Regions from separate parts of the Homo sapiens genome. Here regions 1 and 3 are each linked to region 2. Evidence: read pairs that join two places in POLR2A ChIA-PET (ENCODE). Cell type or tissue: MCF 10A. All regions are shown on one strand.

Evidence for each region. Peaks named below come from ENCODE experiments on the same cell type or tissue, not always from the same donor. Only the 100,000 strongest peaks of a DNase experiment are listed, where the experiment ranks them.
Region 1: POLR2A ChIA-PET joins it to region 2 with 29 read pairs; 2 of 35 experiments call an interaction of 5 or more read pairs at or near these places.
Region 3: POLR2A ChIA-PET joins it to region 2 with 11 read pairs; 4 of 35 experiments call an interaction of 5 or more read pairs at or near these places.

Annotation. Positions count from the first base shown.
Region 1 is chr18:31,417,100-31,422,099 of GRCh38, reverse strand. All of the region lies in intron 1 of DSG1-AS1 (DSG1 antisense RNA 1), which reads left to right. Among named protein-coding and RNA genes, the nearest start is that of DSG1-AS1, 7.4 kb to the left of the region's middle. In MCF 10A, a CTCF peak has its summit at 2,411; no DNase peak of the experiment used is centred here.
Region 2 is chr18:31,273,168-31,278,167 of GRCh38, reverse strand. No RefSeq gene overlaps it. Among named protein-coding and RNA genes, the nearest start is that of DSG1, 42 kb to the left of the region's middle. In MCF 10A, no CTCF peak of the experiment used is centred here; DNase peaks (open chromatin) are centred at 2,237 and 3,037.
Region 3 is chr18:31,194,906-31,199,905 of GRCh38, reverse strand. No RefSeq gene overlaps it. Among named protein-coding and RNA genes, the nearest start is that of DSC1, 35 kb to the right of the region's middle. In MCF 10A, no CTCF peak of the experiment used is centred here; a DNase peak (open chromatin) is centred at 1,975.

The DNA of each region.
Region 1 (5,000 bases), 140 kb before region 2:
GCAAAATTGCTGCCAGTAATTCCTTCTCATTATCAACTGGGTTTCTTCAGCCTACTGTTATTTCAAGTAAGCTAAAATAGAATTTAAAGAAATTGTCTTTGCAAATTAATTTTCATGATCTGTATTTGATATTTAGTCTATGTTTAAAATATTGCAGCAATCATTCACATATTTCAAAATTTATGATAAAGTTGAAAATTATTTCATATTTACTGATATTAAGTTGGCTTTCTGCAAGTGGGATTTTTCCATGTGACATGTAAGTTTAAAGTTTAGGATTCATTTATTTGGCTTTTATGTTGCTTTGGAAAATATGATTAAAATAAATAACTTTCATCTGGTTCTTAATATTGAGAGCTCTATTTTGCTGCCTGTCATATAATTTTTTTTGTTACCGAATTTATACATAAGAAATAACTTCAAAAGAAAAGAAAAACTATTAATCAACTAAAGGCTATAATGAAAGCAATCTTATTATCAACGGCCTCTGTCAATGATCAGCAAATTTCCAGAAGTTTTAACATTCTTCTAAATCATTTATCCTGTGTAAATGTCATAATGGAACAGGCAAAGTTACAAATTAATGCTGGAGTTTTGAAGATATCAAAGTTATTAATGTATAATTCAATTTAATTTTAATTAATTCTAAACATATCCTTCAAAATTTTTTTAACTTGAATGTATTAGAAGTGCCAAGATAATAATAATAAAAAAAGAGCCAATGGGTGGGGATTGTACCTGTCAGATAGTAAACACACTGAAAACAGTATACTACAGCTGTAACAATGGTCAGAATTATCAGCATACCCAATAATATATCAATCTAATAGAAGAGAGACTAGAAATGTATTTAAGTATATATGGTAATTTAAAATATTGATTGATTAATTTATTCTTTTATTGTCAACTAATATTTACTGAATGCCAAATTCTGTATAATGATGAGTAATATCAAATAATTATAATTTTTATTAGATTATTAAACATTAAAAAGCTGATAACATCAATTATTATTAGGTCTATGGCTAAGCAAGCCCTGTCAAGAACAGCTGGCAGAAGTGTAAATGGACATTCTTGTTGACAGAAAAATTTGGGAAAATGCAATAAAAATTATTTGTCCATATGCTTTGATACGGCTTCCCTCTTTAAAGAGTCTATCCTATACAAATATTTCAACTTCCATGTGTTTGTTCTTATATGTACATCTGTATCATGCCTATATTAGATATGTAAATATTCATTGTAGCATTATTTGTAATAGCAAAAACTGAAATCAACCTAATTTTCTGGTAATAAGAGAATGGTTAAAAAAGTGTGGTGCAAATTTATGAATATTATGCAGATTTTCGAATGAATGAGGTTGATAAATATGTGCCGACACAGCATGATGTTCATGGTAATGTGAGAAAATCAAGCTACAGAAAAGTATACTAGAAAAAATTCAGTGACAAACTCTTGACACTAAATTCACATTCAAATGTGTCTGTTTGGCTAACTGTAGGAAAAGCAAATCTGCTGTCACTGCTTTAAAAACTGTCTGTGTTGGGTATCTGTGCTGGGTTGACAATTACCAATCGTCAATTTTGCTCTACCATCACACACTTTTAAGGCCTTTGTGGAACTACATTTCCCAGCTTCACTTTCTCTGTAGCATTTTTAGAATTTAGTTTATCCATCTATACCACAATTTCTTTCAAAAAGCACGCGAAGTTATTTTCCGTGACTTTATTTTAGTACTCTTTGTGCAAAAGATCGATTTCTCCGGAAATGTGATTGTCCTGTTAGTTAATATGCTTGCATCTTCTCCTTAAGGGTGACATTGACACAAGCTTTTTGGAGATCATTCAGAAGGCTGCTATCTAGAGGCGACACTGTTGAACTGTAGACACTTACTTTTAGGTGCTTGAGAGAACTTGACTATATTTTTCACTTCTACAATTAAATGAATGCATGCTATATACTAGACATTCCAACACCACAGATACAGGAAAGAGAAATGCATTGTCTGTATTCTTAAGGGGCTCACAGGCTAGCAGGCACAGGGAAGTAGTGTGGTAATTTCTGAAGGGAATAAAGGAGAGCTAGCTATAACAATAGTCAGAATCATCAGCATACCTAATCATATATCAACCTAATAGAAGAGAGACTATTAGCAGTACCCCAGCAGGCTGGGGTGGTGGAAGAGATAACAAGAAATGTTTCTGAGAAGTGGCAATGCTTGAGGTGAGTAAGTAAGGAAAAGCTAAACAGATGAGGGGAGTGGAGAGGGCTCCAGATTAAGAAACTAGGGTGGAGCAGCGTGACAGAGGTATGAGAAAGCAGGCCCTGTTCTAGGAACTACAATTAGTCCAAACACCTCACTTAAAGTGATCAAAACGGGAAGGGCATTCAATGTGCAAATACTTTGACTAACAAGTAGGATGATTAATTGGAGTCGCTTTAGAAACATCACGGACCTGCTCACCTCAGTGGTGACCTAAAGGATTTCCTAGGCTTGGAATGGTGACTTATCAGAAGATCGTGACTTCCACAGAGACAAACACTAGGCTCTCCACCTCAGTGAACGAGCCACCTGGTGTCTCAACAGAACACAGACAGACTATCATGAGGATTCCTGAGGGCCGTCCCAGTGCCACCTCATAAAATTGGGCCTGCCCATTGGCCGGCACAAAAAAATTTCACTGGTTCTCCATTTCCTACCAAGTTAAATCCAACCTCCTAATTGGATTCAAGATCCTTCTACAGGCTGCCTCTCACATATCCTTCCAGAATTAAATAAAATAATTTGGTGAATAGCAGTAAGAGTTTTGGAGTGAGTCCTGGGTTTGAATTTTAATTTTGCTACCCACTTAAGCTCTAACAAAAATGATTTCTGGCCGTGTGTGGTGATTTACGCCTGTAATCCCAGCACTTTGAGAGGCCGAGGCTGGCGGATCACTTGAGATCTGGACTTTCAGACCAGCCTGGTTTAGTAGAAACCCTTTCTCTACTAAAAATACGAAAATTAGCCGTGTGTGGTGGCACGCACCTGTAATCCCAACTGCTCGTGAGGCTGAGACAGAAGAATCGCTCGAACCCCGGAGGTGGAGGTTGCAGTGAGCCGAGATCGCGCCACTGCACTCCAGCCTGGGACACAGAGCGAGACTCCATCTCGAAAAATAAAAGAGCATTTCTCTTAGCTTAGCTTTTGTGTCTTCATCTATGACATGGGTATAAATCATACCTCATAGTGTTATTTTGATATTTCAATAGGATAGTATATTTTGAGTAATTAATGCAGTAACCATCATCTTAAAATGGCTGACTATAAGATAATTTTAAAATTCTTATTTTGTTTCAGACATTTTTAAGTATGTTTAATTTGGCTACTTAATAGTCTTTGGGTATAGCCTGTGTTTTAGCTTTTATATCTTTGTAATTTCCGTCAGACAAAATTCTACATCATCTTCAAGGATCCTTCCTCAATTCCCCTGATTGAAAATAATTATTCTTTCCTTATTCTACATAAATTGGTACCTCTGGCACAGAAACAATAGTAATAATTTTGTTGAATAGAGAATTGGTGAAAAAAAATTGTACAGGAAAATTTTCTTACCCTTTTCACAAGTACTGTTTTCACCTTTCTAAAATTTTAATTTGTTAGTTAAATGCTTGGTACTACTTTATTTTAAATTCATATCTTAAATCTCATGCCCCAAGATTGAATCCAGTGGGAAGAGATAATTTTCTTTTAAACTTTTATTTTAAGTTCAGGGGTACATGTATATGTTTGTTATATGGGTAAACTTGTGTCATGGGGATTTGTTGTACAGATTATTTTGTCACCCAAGTATTAAGCCTAGTACCTATTAGTTATTTTTCCTGATCCTCTCCCTTCTCCCACTCTGCACCCTCCAAGAGGTCCCATTGTCTGTTGTTCCCCCTATGTATCCATGTGCTGTCATCATTTAGCTTCCATTTATAAGTGAGAACAAGTGGTATTTGGTTTTCTGTTCCTGCATGAGTTTGCTAAGGATAATAGCTTTCATCTCCATCCATGTTCCTGCAAAAGACATGATGTCATTCTTTTTTATGGCTGCATAGTATTCCATGGTGATACTTAATTTTTTAATTGCAGTGTCTACAATAATTTATGGAGTTTATTAAATTTATTTGTTATTTTATATGAGCATTTACTAATAAAATAATAATTCTGTTGATAAATTTTATCATTAAAAACAAATGAATTATTCTAAATTTTAATTTACAAGTGAATTCATGCCCCTGTACTGTGCACATAATAATAAAGATGATTATCAATAAAATGGGAAAAGATTTTCTGAATTTGTCTGTTTACATATGAAATACTACATTCACCAAAGAGAAAATAAAACATTGTTTTATCATATATATTTTTTAAATAAATACATAAAAAATTATTACATTTAGTAATTAATACACCATGATCAGAAATAACTAGTTCAAAAGAAGAATTTTTTTAGAAAATAATTTTTTTCTTGAACAAGTTTATTAACTCTATGTTCTTAATGTTTTCCTTTCTCTTCACCTGTAAGACTTTCCCAAGATAACCCATTTATTCATGTAATGATGCTACCCCCTCAAGTAATTTCACAGGGCAGGAAATATGATTCAGACTATATGTTATATTTATTTATAAAATATAATTTCTTGAGCTTTTGGGTTCATTTTCAAACCTTAACATAAACACGATATCATTTTTACTTCTTAGACAAATTAATACCCTGAGTCTTAAGCAGTAAAGAGAATATTGGTTTATGCTATTTCGTTTGAGATGACATTTAAAAAGTATGTCAATTTTGGAAGCTTGAGTTGCATCTGAATGATACTGATCACCTTGGAATGGTGGAAGAGTTCCTCCTTACTAACAATGTTGAGAGAAAATTACATTGTTCAGCTCTTATTTCCACAGATAGTATGGAGGAGGGCATCTATTAGAGGTAAGTCTTTTCTTTGGAAGCAGCTTTAAGTCTTTGTGTATT
Region 2 (5,000 bases):
CAGGAGAAAGTGATGTTGTAAGTCCACAAAGGAAGTTCAAGGAACTCTCTTTCACGTCCCCCTCAGCCTCCCAAAAAAGAATCCTAGGAAATCATCTTACGTTTTCTGAATTTATTGTTGAGTATTTTTAGCTTTAAGGTTTTTTGTTTAAAAAACTGAAGACCTAAAAGCACATGAAATTTAAGGCTCAAACCAGGTTCAAAACATTATCTCCCTAAGGTCTAAACTCAATGGGACACTTTTGACTACAAAGAAAATAGTGTTTGAATGAGACGCTACATTCTGACAGAGATGAAAGAAAACCCACTCATTCAGGACGATGTGTATATTACAATGTATTAACTTGAGCATCCTGTGTGGTCATCAAGGTTGTATTAGCTCCTTCTTGCATCGCTATAAAGAAATACCTGAGACTGGGTAATTTATATATGAAAATAAAGAGGTTTAATTGGCTCATGGTTCCACAGGCTGTACAGCAAGCATAATGCTGGCATCTGCTCAGCTTCTGGGGAGGCCTCAGGAAACTTACAACCATGACAGAAGGCAAAGGGGGAGCACACCCATCACATGGAAGGAGTACAAGCAAGAGAGAGAGGGAGGAGGTGCCACACGCTTTTAAACAATTAGATCTCATGAGAACTCACTATCTCGATGGCAGCACCAAAAGGGGATGGTGTTAAACCATGAGAAACCAGCCCCGTGATCCAGTTACCTCCCACCAGGCCCCACCTTCAACATTGAGGATTACAACTGAACATGAGATTCGGCAAGGGCAAACATCCAAGCCATATCAGAGGCCATCTCATGGACACATTCGATGTCCTAGAGATTAAGGCAAATAGGCATGCACTAAATCACCTACGCAGGCAGCTCAGCTCCCTCACGCAGGGCACTTGCCCATCACTCCCCTGCCTCAGGAGAGAATGCCTCCTCCTCCTCATTCTCTGCCCATCTTCTTCCTCTCAAGCTGCCTGCTTCACAGACCTTGTGGGTATGTGTCTTACAATCAGAAGAGACACATCTAAAATACTGTGATCACTTTCCTCATTCTGACTTGAAGTGCAGTTGATTGTTTATACATATATCCCTCATGTACTCACCCTGCTCTTTTATACACACGTGCACGCATGCACACGTTAGCTTCCAGGAGAAAGGGGTTAGAACCTTCTCATCTTTCACAGAGCCCTTCACAGTGTAACTTAAGTTTTCCAAGAAGGAGGAAATTAATACTAGAGACTAAATAGGTGGAATGTGCTTAGTAAATGCTTGTGGATTGTTTCCCGAATAGTGAAAAGCAATATAAAAAATAAATACAGCAATATAAAAAATAAATATAAAAACATAAAAAACAAATACAGAGCAACGTGGGAGCACAGTTTACTAAGTATTGCGAAGTGCAGTCAGGTAGCATCATTTATATAGATTGGATTGGAGGTGTTAGAACAGAATGTTTATGTTTCTCTTTTTAATCAAGAAAGTACAAAAAAGGGATATGAAATAAGAGAAGAATAAAGAATGTGGATAAGGAAAATCAAAAGGTCTGCTCTGTTGTTTTTGAAATGTTCCCTGAGATTCATTCACAAACAGGGCGTGGTTTATGAGACTTGGCAATATTTAAATTTGTGCTGTGAAAAATAAAGCAGAAACTTACCTAGTTTGATTTGGCTTTTGGTGTCCCCTAAAGGAGTTAAAGAGACCTAGTTTTCTTAACTGGAGAACATTATAAAATGGGGAGAATTTTTAGAAAATAAGAGACAGATAAGTTTTTATTTTTCCAAATGAGAGGTTACTTGGTAAATACCACCAGAACATTTATGTTGCAGGATCAGACACCTCCTCCACACTCTGAAAGCATACACATGACATACTTATTTGATGTTTATATATTTTATCTTAGGTCAGCATTAACATACCATGAAAGGAAGTCAGTCATTCACTTTCTGGGTCAAAAGTAAATTCTTATGATTCTTATGACCTTGTGGAAGACAAAGATGTTTTCAAATTTCTGTTTGTGTTCTTACATCTACACATATTTTTTATCTCATTGAGCTCTTATCAGTGGCATTTATTTAAAACCCTACGACTAAAATCCTTCTCCCATAAGCCTTATGGCAAAAGACCACCGAGCCTGTCATCACTACCATTTTCAAAAAGTGTTTATGAACCCTCAAGCTAAGTGCTTTGCCAGCCACCACTGCAGAAACCGCTCCTGAGAGGAGTGGATTGTCTGATTCATCACCTTGGAAAGTGGTGGTGATACTTCCTGGATGTAGATTTGGAGAGGAACCAGAGGCTCTAAAACCTCACTAGCACTTCCTCATTTCTCTATGAAAGCCTCTCCATTTTTCTCTAGAATATCAATTCAGCTCATGGGCATATTTCTCTTTTTTTTTTTTTTTTTATAAGCACCCAATCTGCATTATTCTTCAAAAATTAAGAGATCCCTGATATGGGAAGCTTGGACCAGGCTTCTCTGGTGGGCTCAGACACAGTCCCCAGATCCAACCATGTAATAACTAATTCTGGACTTTCATATGCAGAAGGGCAAGAAACTATGTAAAAAGTTCTGTGCCATAATAGTGTCAGCACCTTTTAGTTTTTATACTGGAGCACCAATGTTTGCCTTCTGAAAAGAAAGAGCTAACTCAGGAATGCGCTTTTAAAATTTAAAAGATGACACTATCAGAAATTATGTTATTTTGGAAGGGTAGAGGTGAAAAACAAAAAGAAAACGATTGAGAAAATAATTACAATTTGCTTTTTAAGAAAACTTTCATACAGGAAAAAACAACATGTCATTTAGGATTTTAAAAACTTGGTGCTAAAGATTGCAAATTTCAGAATGTTATTGCTAGGAAAAAAAGCAACAATAGGAATTGGTATTCTTCTATGTGGAAACTGCTTTGTTGACAATCTACAAACAGATCTCCTTTTAAAAAACACACACACACGCACCAAGCTAAAACTGCTTATTCAGTGACGCTTTCACCAAAGGAATCATTCCTTGACTCTGTTTTTAGTTGGGTGTGGTGAGACAATGTTCTCCCTTGGCTGGAGGCTTGGAGAGGGGCCAAAGCAAACACCCATGTGAACACAAAACAATTAGGAAAGATTCATTCTGAATTAGTTAATTCCCATGAATAGGCTGGGATTTATTAATCTGTCCTGATTGAAATTGCTTAAAATATGAACTTGGGAGTTTGTAAGCAAGCAGGCAGGAGAGAAGGCTAAATTAGGGACAGCTAAATGTCTGAGAACATAAGGAGAGCAATAAGAAACATAATTGGCTAATATCTTTATTACTTTTCCCATTTTAAAAGAATAAGAGAAATATTAATTAGTGTTGTGTCTATCTCACAAACTTGGCTCTGTGAAAGCACAGATAGATATAGTTCTAAAACATTAGGTCTATTCAGTATTATTAGATCTATTCAAAGAATTGATAATTCTTTTTTTCTAAGTAAAAAGACTTGTTTCAGTTTTCAATTTAGACTGTGCAAAGTCAAATAAATAATCACGAAGCATTTTCTTTGAAAAATTAAAAATAACTTATTTGAAGACATAACTTTTCTTTCCAACTTTTAAAGAGTTAAAGATTTCTGTAGAAACATTATACTACGTAACACCTTTCTTTTATAGAATACTTACGTAAAAGCTGGGACCAACATAAATTGTTCTAAAGAAATAATTGTCTGAAATGTGCACGGGCCATTTGTTTTCAAACTTGTGAGCCAGAGGTCAAATCGTACCTATCAACTTGTTGGTACAACTGCAAACAGCTTTGGAGCAGGAAAGGGCACAATCCAAGCATTGTTATTTACTTCACAAGTGCAATTAGGTACAAGTGTTTGCAGCCATACTTAAAGTAGTATTCCACCTAATAACAGCAGGGGTCAATGCTGAAAAGTCTATGTGATTATAGTATAATCCTGAGAGTTATTTTTCTTGCAATACTATTAACTTGCTTTGATGATGAAAACTGTGTGTATGCAGATATTAAAAACAAAACCTCATGGAATTTTGCCTTCTGGAAGAAATTTTACTGGCTCAAAATTTTTTCAAAATTTTATATCTGTGAACTTTGTACAAAGAAGTGTCATAGTTAGACATCCAGAATGACTTTATAGTGCTATAATATAATACCTGGTGAAAAAAAACACACTGTGTTCCATATTCAAAGTCTGGCAGATAAAGAAAAGGTTGCTTTGAAAGTTTCTGATTAGATGCTGCTGAACCCATTGGAAATCATTGTTAAGTTGAGTTAAAGAGCCTCTCCTGTTGTATCAAACAAGTGACACGTCATTTAAATAATCTCGGCTTCATTTTTCTTGCATGAAAAATATTGAGATAGCCACCAAACAATACCCACTTATTTGAAAGAAATACTGTGTTTATAATTTAGAGCAATTTTGAATTTCTTGGAATATATGGTGCAAATGTAATACTAATTTGCCTTAACATTCCACAACTTAACATAGCAGAGTTTTCAATTTTATTCAGGTATAATCTCTATAATTTTATAATTCAAAGAGATTTTTCTTCAACTTTCCAAGAACCATCAAATAAATAAAGTTTACCATTTACTGGACAAAAAACATAACATTAAATGCCATTTTATTATCTTTTTATTTACTATGGTTCTGCAATTATAAAAGTATTGTCATATTCTACCCTGTCTTATCTGAATGCTTTAAACTATCTTATCAAGTCAATATATTTTAGGTTTGGGGAGTTTTGTATCCCTTTATTATGTTTTGTTATTGCAGACATCTTCATGAATCCGCCTTTTGCTGTTTAAATAAAACGGTTTCCTAAGGATAATTTATTCTTGGTTTTCTTTTTTTCCCATGCATATTATACCTTATTAAAGCTATTACTCAACTAAAAGTATTTTATGATTTGTTTCAAGCCTTCAATTAGTATATTAGCTTTTTGAAGGAAGGTGATACATATCGCCGATATTTATGTTCTAGGCCACCAGCATAGGTGCTCAATAAAAA
Region 3 (5,000 bases), 78 kb after region 2:
AATTAATTACCATGATATTTATAAGCTAGAGCGACTCTGCAAATTTAAAATAAAAAACAACAACAAAACTCACTGAAGTTGAAGTGATACAAAGACTTCATTTTCTTTTAAATTTTCATCTTCAGCTTAAAAAAAAAGAAGGGATCTATTGTGTACTCCTTTAACAGGATGCTTACTTCTAACACACAGAGCACACATGGCATAAAGGCCAGAAATTTCTTCAAGGAGTGAGTCACAAATGGAGACAGCTTTCACAGTAGCTTCTCTTTTGTGTACTTTGCATTTTAATAATGTCAAGCATTCTCCTATGAGGTTTGTTTCCTCCAAACTTTTCACTATTAAACTATAGGTCAGGGCTAAAGTAAACAGAGCTGTCAAACTTACATGATAAGAGATTTCCTTAAGTTGGCAGGGTTTAAACTTTCAAGACAAAGCTAGTAGCACCAAGGTAAACATGAAGGTTTTTGATTTGGATACCAATCTCTAGGAAGGCATTATGGACTTCCTCGATTATAATGTTGAAACCACCTCCACCGCACAGCTGAGAAGTTGCTAAATAGAATCAACTTATTCCTGATTATCTCAGCCAGCAATCAAGACTTTCGCCTGGGTTTGTTCTAGCCTCAGAAGACTAATGGGACAAGTCTCAACAAGGAGGAGCTATGGGCTTGGGTACGAGGGTGGAGAATTTTACAGACAGGCGCACAGAAACCATCACCAGCAGGACACTTGGGAGAGACCTGGAGGCTGTGGTGACACCCTGCTTGCTGCTTGACTCTTCAAAAAATGGTCATTGTTTGCAGGCTAGAAATGCAACATGCATCCTTTCACATCATTATTCATCACACACCTAAATCTTGCACTTTACACAACTGTCAGACATTTTAGCTCTCCCCTGGTCTAAATGTTTTGGTTTTGGAAGGGCCTTGCCATTCGAGGTACATTTAGTAAAGGTGCACTTTTATTTTCACCAAACTACTAGCTTGATATCTAAAGATGGGTTTGAAGGTGCCAATAGAATGTTTTTTGCCAGGTGACAAAGGTGGCCTATTTCTCTGACGTGGAAGCCCTGGCATTGTCACCTCATTGCAAGCTTTGAAATGAAGCTGATCATTGATAAAATGATCATTGACACTGGACTTGAAGAACAAAGACTCAAGACAGGAAAGGAGGAGGGGGTGATATCAGAGCTATTCCGACATCGGGAGAGGAAATGTTAGATCTGTAAAGCAGAATCAGTGGGTGGGAAAAAACATTTTCAATGTTACTGTCTTATTGAAGGTAGTTCTATTGCCAAGGTCCAAAGCTTAATTTCCAATAAGGAATCTGATTTGTGCTGAATAACTCACAAGGAGATGCCTTTGATTCCCATTCAAGTAAATGAAATTTAAAGACAACAAAGCAATGTCTTGTAGAAATTACTTAGATGAAATTATTCATCTTAAATGAAACACATGGCTATTTCTCTTCTTTTATTCTCCATTGTGGTTTCAATAGCTGTATAATAACATTAAGTAGGAGAGGAAAGAAAGTATGGTATTACTGTGGTCTTTCAGGGTACAAGAGAGATTATAGACAAAGATAATTTTGAAAGTTTAACAAATGATTTGTAATTTTGCCCCCTGAAATTCAGTAATGACTGATGAATACTTAATATACAACCATTTTCCAATTGTACAAAAAGTGAACATAGTTAAGGTACAGTTTAAGGATAATAAAATTAGAAAGGAATACAGTAATTTAGAGCTTTTATCACAAATAATAGTTTAGATTGAAGACAATCTAATCGACGTGTGATTCTGGGATGTTAGAATGTGCTTCTAAAATGAGATATTTCTTTTGAGAAGTAAACTCTTGATCTAGAGCTTGTGAATTTTATCTTTTCCCATGATAATAAGTGAGGGAGAGACCAAAGGGAGAAAAGCAAAGGTACGTTTCAGTTGGCAGTGTGCCAAATATACAGTGATTCACAGCGTCCTAATCAGACAGGAGTGACATCTCACTGAAAAATAAGGTTCACCCCACCCACCCTGGAAACTGTTCTTTGTTCAAGCTCAGCACACTGAAAACTACTTTCCAGACCTGTCACCATTCTCATTCTGGGTTGGCAAGGAAATTATAGAAAAATGCTGACCAAAGCAGGGGTTAAATCATTATATGACTAATCCTGGCCTTTCAGGTAGATTCAGCTATGAATGTGGTTGCTTTTTTGTTTGTTTGTTTTAATTCAAGGATTAAGCTCTTTTATTTATGGCTTTTTAATTTGTTTCACGTTTTCCTAGCAATTTATATAGCCCATATGCTTTTGATGAAAATCATAATCAACATTTCTATTTCACATCTAATTCTGTAGATTACATAGGTTAAATAACTTTATGGCTTCAGTGAACTTTAAAATTATCTCATCTAAATCCCACAATTTATGAGGGATTTGGAGGCCTTATCTACCAATCACGTAGCATTGGACAGTATTATATTGTCAGAACAAAAACCCCTTCTCCTCTACATGTACTCTGATTTTCAAGAACAGAGTTATTTCATGAGCTGTAGAAGATGAATATGCTTTGTGAATTATTGCTAATGAAATCTGCAAAAAAGATTAAACATTTGGGTTTAAAGTCACGGTTTCCTAACATGGCTGTGTATCTCAATCACCTAGGAAATTAAAAAAAAAAATTAACAAAATACAACAGTTAAAGGATCCAACACAGACTTACCTGACTCAGAATCTGTTAAGGTTGGACCCAATAATTAATATACTTAAAAAACTCAGCTGGGCGCTGTGGCTTACGCCTCTAATCCCAACATTTTGAGGGCCGAGTTGGGTGGATCATCTCAGATCAGGAGTTCGAGGGCAGCCTGGCCAACATGGTGAAACACCGTCTCTACTAAAAATACAAAAATCAGCTGGGTGTGGTGGTGGGCGTTTGTAATCCCAGCTACTCGGGAGGCTAAGGCAGGAGAATTGCTTGAACCCGGGAGGCGGGGGTTGCAGTGAGCTGAGATTGCACCATTGCACTCCAGCCTGGGCAACGAGAGCAAAACTCCATCTCAAAAAAAAAAAACAAAAACAAAACAAAACAAAACAAAACAAAATAACTCTTCAGGTATTTCTGACATAGTAAGTATGGATCAATGTTTGAGAAACACTGGGTGTTAAACAGGCACATGTTTACTTTCCACGATGGCTGGATAGAAAGTAGGCTAAAGTGTCTAGCTAAAGTATGTAGCTACACAAAGCATGCAAATATAAATTTTAGCTTGGAGAAACTTCAATAATTTTCCATTCAAGCTGTGTCTCTACAGGCTCTCTGTTGTCACTATTTTATTTATGGCATATATAAGAGAGCCTCTGAATTTCTGATATGAAAAGGCCTGCTCATTTGCTTTTTTTTTTTTTTTTTTTTTTGAGACGGAGTCTCGCTCTGTCGCCCAGGCTGGAGTGCAGTGGCGCAATCTCAGCTCACTGCAAGCTCCGCCTCCTGGGTTCACGCCATTCTCCTGCCTCAGCCTCCCGAGTAGCTGGGACTACAGGTGCCCGCCACCCCGCCTGGCTAATTTTTTGTATTTTTAGTAGAGACGGGGTTTCACCGTGGTCTCGATCTCCTGACCTCGTGATCCGCCCACCTCGGCCTCCTAAAGTGCTGGGATTACAGGCGTGAGCCACCGCGCCCAGCCTTTTCTTCCTTTTTGAGACAGGGTTTCACTCTGTCACCCAGACTGGAGTGCAGTGGCGCTATCTTGGCTCACTGCAACCTCCACCTCTCCAGCTCAAGTGATCTTCCCACCTCAGCCTCCCGAGTAGCTGGGACCACAGGAGTGTGCCACCATACGTGGCTAATTTTTGTTATTTTTTTGTAGAGATGAGGTTTCGCCATGTTGCTCAGGCCGGTCCTGAACTCCTGAGCTCAAGCAATCCACCCACTTTAGCCTCCCAAATGCTGAAAGTTTAGGTGTGAGCCACCACGCCCAGCCACTCATTTACTTTTCATGTAGGAATTTACAGCTGACTCTTTGACCAAAATAACTGTTGAAATATTTGAAAATAAGAACTTCGTGTTTTGATTAAAGCCTGAATACATGCCCAATAAGAATTAATGGAAGCTACATTTTTTAAAAGTAATAGGATGAAGATCTCTGTAGTTGCTTGGTGTCCATGAATAACATAATAAGACAGAGACCACAGCGTCTTTTCCTGGGCCATGTTATTGATCAAATGGCAACTGTTGCCTCATGGGTATAACACAAAATCACAGGCTAAGTTTGATGTATAGGGGGTACATTTCACGTAGGATTTTATGAACACCAGTATCCCAAGACTCTTTCCTTTCTCCTCCTAGTTGTGTCCCTGCTCACCACTTCATTGTGCAACATAATTAAAAGACCAAGAAAAGATATTTCTGATCATGTTACTTTTTTATATCCCTATTAGGCCAGAGCCCAAAAGCTTGGTCCCCAAGGACATTTATTAGTCATAGTGGACAACTAGAGTGTTCTCTCCTTAATGCTCTTCTGTTCTCCTGGAGGCAGCACAGACCTTCCTCTAAGAATCCATCCTCCTTTCCTTTTAACCTCATATTTTTAGAGGGAGATCTTAATCATAATAATCTCATCGAGCCACAGGGGTAAACACATGACTCAAGAATGGCTGCACAAAGTTTTCTTGAGATTAATTAAGATGGCCGTTAAAAAGAAAAAAGCTTCACTTCTCTGCTGATGAAGGCACAACTTAATCTGCTGTAGAAGATAGTGGAGGTGAATAGAGGGGCAGAAAGAGGGCCAGATAAGTCCCTGGCAGTGTTGGTGTCCCTTACCACAGCGTCCATTGAGCCTCCTGTCCCCTCTCTGCAATTCTTTGTTTCTGTAAATCAGTAAGTTTTTCTTTTTGGTTGCAGTTAGTTTAGACTGAGTTTCTGTAACTTGGAACCAAAAGTTTTAAATCAACAAAGATTCAAGATGCTGTGGTTTCACATACTGTTTATGGAAAATCCACATTATTT